2 separate regions of the Homo sapiens genome follow, and region 1 is linked to region 2. Evidence: chromatin loops called from intact Hi-C (ENCODE). Cell type or tissue: heart left ventricle. All regions are shown on one strand.

Evidence for each region. Hi-C counts contacts between places; a loop is a spot of excess contacts. Peaks named below come from ENCODE experiments on the same cell type or tissue, not always from the same donor. Only the 100,000 strongest peaks of a DNase experiment are listed, where the experiment ranks them.
Region 1: it touches region 2 in a loop (10-fold over the local background); 10 of 110 quality-filtered maps call a loop at or near these places.

The regions. Positions count from the first base shown.
Region 1 is chr1:155,503,014-155,505,513 of GRCh38, reverse strand. All of the region lies in intron 2 of ASH1L (ASH1 like histone lysine methyltransferase), which reads left to right. Among named protein-coding and RNA genes, the nearest start is that of ASH1L-AS1, 58 kb to the left of the region's middle. In heart left ventricle, a CTCF peak has its summit at 1,097 (motif pointing right); no DNase peak of the experiment used is centred here.
Region 2 is chr1:155,322,511-155,325,010 of GRCh38, reverse strand. It overlaps RUSC1 (RUN and SH3 domain containing 1), which reads right to left. Exons shown (of 10, transcript NM_001105203.2): 2 at 1,881-2,500; 3 at 68-166. It overlaps RUSC1-AS1 (RUSC1 antisense RNA 1), which reads left to right and starts at 835. Exons shown (of 6, transcript NR_145424.1): 1 at 835-933. RefSeq lists enhancers at 46-255, 2,427-2,500 and silencers at 266-315, 336-705, 1,046-1,245, 1,286-1,515, 1,806-2,045. In heart left ventricle, CTCF peaks have their summits at 1,315 and 1,541 (motif pointing right); DNase peaks (open chromatin) are centred at 60, 640, 1,130 and 1,590; H3K4me3 peaks cover 2,500 bases; H3K27ac peaks cover 2,500 bases.

The sequences.
Region 1 (2,500 bases), 180 kb before region 2:
AAAGGAGGTTACAGTTTTATATCACTTAACTTTGCCCATAGTCTCTAGTGCAGAGTCACAACATTCTTTGATTTGTTTTTCCACGTGCTGTAAAAAAAAATTGTGCTATGACATGATAACTGCCATGATAGAAATACATACGGAGTGTATATGTGAATCGCAGAATCATTGGAGAAGGTGGTGAGCAAGAGAATATGCAAAGAAGGGCTCATGCTTAAAATTAGGTGTTGACAACTTTGTCAGAATTTGCTGGAAAGAGAAAGGCTTTTGGGACAAAGTAAATAATAAAGGGAAAATGCACACTTAGGATGTCTCACAGGGTTTTCTCAGTTGTGCTGTAAAACAAGAATTTGACAGTTCTTTACTGTAGGTAAATAGTAAGAAAATATAAATAATGAGGCCGGGCGCAGTGGAAAAAAACAAAAAGAATTGCATGACCATACTTATTTTTTCTTAGGATTTTTCTTTGGTTTTTTGTTTGTTTGTTTGTTTTTAAGTTTGTGGTCCTACTTTGTAGTAGGATTCCTCTTAGAGGAAAAATTAAAAGATAAAACCACTTTTTTGGACTATTTTTCTGTTTCAGAAATTTGGGTTTGCTTTGGTAAGTAGGGGCCCTGTCATTTATAGCTGTAATGGTAAATCTTTTTTTTTTTTTTTTTGAGATGGAGTTTCAGTCTTGGTTGCCCAGGCTGGAGACAATGGTGTTATCTCAGCTCACTGCAACCTCTGCCTCCTGGGTTCAAGAGATTATCCTGCCTCAGCCTCCCGAGTAGCTGGGATTACAGTTGTGTGCCACCATGCCTGGCTAATTTTTGTATTTTTAGTAGAGATGCGGTTTCACCATGTTGGTCAGGCTGGTCTTGAACTCCTGACCTCAGGTGATCCGACTGCCTTGGCCTCCCAAAGTGCTGGGATTACAGGCCTGAGCCACCGCGCCCAGCCAGTAAATACTAACAAAGTCAGATAAGTACCTGACTTTTATTTTACAAATATGTGCATAATTAATAGTGAACTACCCTGGTCTTCATGAGAGAGTGAAAGTCAAGCTATATAATATTGGGGCAGATTCGTAGAGCTTCTTTATCTTACAGAACTGCAACAGCAGGTGGCATTAGAGATCAGGTTTAAGGGTGAGTTGCAACGTATTTTTAATAGTTGCCACTATTAGGAAGGGAAGTAACACATATTGGGGATTCAGGGTACAACTGGCAAAGCTCAGCTTGACCCTTGGGTGTTGCTGATCTGTTAGAAGATTCTCCGTATGTGTATATATTTTTTTAAACTAACCACTAAAAAATATAGCAATTAAGAATTACCTTCCAAGAAGAAAGGGAAAATAATGTTTTATGTCTAATACCTACCTTTCCATATCCCAAACTAAACAGTTGAAAAATAAGAGGGTGTCATCCAGGGCCTACTTAATAACGTTTACCTTTTCTTTACAAATGAATGTCATTTTGCACCAGCAGATGCCTTATGTCAAGAGTTATGGGCTGGACATGGTGGCTCCCACCTGTAATCCTAGCACTTAGGGAGGCCAGGGTGGGTGGGTGGCTTGAGCTCAGGAGTTCAAGACCAGTCTGGCAACATGGTGAAACCCCCCTGTACAAAAAATACAAATGTTAGCCAGGCATGGTGGCTTACACCTGTTGTCCCAGCTACTCAGGATGCTGAGGCAGGAGGATCACTTGAGCACAGGAGGTCGAGGCTGCAGTAAGTTGTGTTCATGCCACTGTACTGCAGCCTAGGTGATAGAGAGATGAAGTGGAATATATGATTGGATAAGGACTTACAGGGAAGAGGGTGGTAGTTTACATATTAACTGTGGCTTCCCTGGAACTGCTTAATGTAAATACGGATCTTTCTATAATCTGGATTATGCATACTAATGCTTTAGTTTCTCTAAAATCAATGACCTAAATTGAGAGAATACTGATTATTAAAAGAAGATAATGTCAACAAAGATGTCAGAAATGTTATTAAGGTGAAATTGTAACCAGAACTCACTTTTGAAACAAAACAGGTACTGAACTAGTGTTTATTTTTTAACAGCCAAGTCCTAATTTACTATGTATATTTTACTTTTATTTTTGGAAAACATATCAAAGTATACAAGCTTGCAATAAAAAGTTCTACTATATTAGGAAGTCAGAGTTTAGGAGGTACACAAAGGCATTTTGACAAAAATGCACAGATGGTAGATACACTAGAATATTTTAGCTGTATTGAGTGAAGCTACATTGAATTACTAACATCTGAGGATATATATGAAGGCACAAAAATGATCCTAACATCTTTCTGTAGGATTTGATAGTAACTCTCACAGTAAAAACAGTGAAACAAAATGGCACCTGCTTCTCAGCCTCACTTTTTCATTTCTTAGCAAAATTACTGAGTGTGATTATTGTGTAGTTCCTTGCCTAGTCTTTGATTTTACGGGCTGGGGGCTCCAAAAGATTGCTGAGGAGATCAAAAGCAGATGCTGAAAATTATAAGCCAA
Region 2 (2,500 bases):
GAGAGCAGGGCCGGGGGCGAAGGGCAGTTTATTCGGAAGCGCGGGGTCGGGAGTCAGGGTGCCCTACCTTTCTTCTGCTCCTGCAGCTGACCAGTCCCACTCTGGGCTTCTGCCATCCACAGCCGCTGGGCTCCGGGGACACCGGCGAAGGACCACGAACTACGGACTGGCGTAAGGGAAGAAGGGCGCGGTAACACTTACCAAGTGTTATTCCGAGGACTCCGGGCTCCCGCACAAGTTGTCTCCGGCGGGTCTGCAGTGCTGTGTCCCCGAAGGGTCTTGGGGAGAGGAGGCGCAGGACCGCCTGAAGCACGGGGTAGCTCGACCCGAGCCCCGGAGTGAAATCTCGCACACTTCCCAGCACTCGCTGTCCCCCAGCCCCATCCCGGTTCCCTGTGCCCTCCCTCAGGGCACAGCCCCCACCTCCAGGATCCCGGAACTCCGGGAGCGGGATGGCCGCGCTCACCTCCCGCCTGCCCTGCTAGGGCCTGTAGGGCGGGAGAGGACGGGGCGCGGGGAGGGAGGTGTAGCCCAGCGCACCGCCCCGGGGCCCAGTCCTGCCTGCGGAGCCCCGGGGAGCACGTGGGCGGCATGGACCAATGGAAAGACAGACAGGGGAAAGGGAGGAGACGGAGGGAGGCGAGACCCGAGGATTGGGAGGCTGGAAGGCGCCGGAAAGGGGAAACCCGGGTCCCGCAGCAGCCTCTTGGCGGAGGGTGCCCTCTTCATCCCGCGTGGGACTGGACTCGCGGAGAGGGCGTGGCCAGAACCTCTAGTGCCAATGAGCTCCCGGGAGCTTCACCCTCCACCCCTCCCTAGCAAGGTCGGGGGGCAGGCCCGAGCTGCACAGGCCAAGGAATTCCACAGAGGGTGTGACCCAAAGCCCCTAACAACAGACTCGCTGGGACCCCCTAGACTTGGCATGGAGGCTGGGTAAGCCCGCGTCCACTATGCCCAGGTGGGTCTGGAGGGAGAGGGGGCCGGCCCACGGAGCAGGAAAGGCAACAACTTCCCCCTCCAGCACTAGGAACGGGGCCAGACTCCCCAAGGCCGACAAACTTGCTTGGAGTCGGCTTAAACTGAAGGGCGGGACTAAGCTGGGCAACCCCGGAAAAAAAGCGAAAACGGGGCCGGGCGAGAGTGGGCGGGGCGGCCCGCCTGAGGCGTGGCCCGCGGGGCTAGCCCGGGTCCGTCTTACGTAGCCTGGGCGGAGGCGATGGGCTCCTGGTCCAGCGAGGGGCCTTCGGCGGACGAGGTTGCGGTGGCAGCGGGGGGGCGGGTACCTGGCGGGGTGGGGGAGCCGCGGCGGGGAAGGTGCTACTTCTGGGAAAGAGCGGGGACAGCAGCAGTGCCAGCTCGGGGCTGGCCAGGCAGGGCAAGGCTCCCCGAGTCGGAGGCGAATAGGCTCCCACCGGGGACAGGCGGACGGGCAGCAGCTGCTCCTCTGGGGGGCTCGGCGCCCCCAGCAGCCGCAGCCCGGCGCCGGGCCACCCGGCCAGAGGAGCCAGGAGCAGAGACCCAGCTGCGCCTGCGCCCCCACCCTCCAACAGGGGGCGCCCGTCGGCCGAGAACCGGAAAACCAGGGGCCGAGGGAGCAGGAGGGGACCGGCTGCAGGCGGGATTGGCGGGGCCAGGCGCAGAGGGAAGGAGGGCAGCGGGATGGGCAGCCAGGCAAGAAGGGGCGGGAAGAAGAGGGAGCAAACAGTTAGTCCCATAACCCAATGACCCACCCAGTTTCCCTTTCCCGGAGCGCTCCCTGGTAGAAGGGGCGGGGAGGATGGGTGACACAGAATGGAGGGAAGACAGGGGGCCGGGTTGGAAGCCTAGGAGGCGTGAGCGGCCGAAGCCCAGCCCTCCTCCCGCTTCTTGCGACCTCTTACCCTCCAGGCCGGCCTGCGCGCCCGGCTCCTTCGCGGCTGGGGCCTCCTCGCCAGCCGCTGGGCTGACAGCCCGGCCCTCCTCGGACTGCCCCTCCGCTATGGGCTGCAGTCCAGGTCGGTTCTTCTTCCTTCGGGGAGGGACAGGCGGGGGTGGGGGCCGGGGCGGGACCAAAGCCCAGCCAACTGGGGGGTCTCGAGGCGGGACTGGCGGGGCTGGGGCCCGGCTTCGGGACCGGAGTTCCTTGAAGGTGGTGACTTCCCGAGGAGGTGCCGAGGAGCCGCCCGGCGACCCCGAGGGGGGGAGCTCGGTGTCGGGCGAGAAGACTATGAGCCAGTCACTGCGATCTTTCTTCGCCTGCGGGACAAGGGGCAGCCCTGGGCCCCGCTTGCGCTTCTGGGCCAGCTCGTGGAAGGACGTGATTGTCCGGTGGGGCACCGGCTCCTCGCTGACGTCACTTCTCCATCCTCCATCAATTTTCCCTGCATCTGTTTTCGAGCCAGAATCAGTTATTCTTGTGTTGGTTTTCCAACCAGAGTCGAATTTTTCAGGTTCACTTTTCCAGCTAGAGTTAACATTCCCGTTGTTTTTCCAACCAGTGTTATTGTTTTCAGTGGTTTTC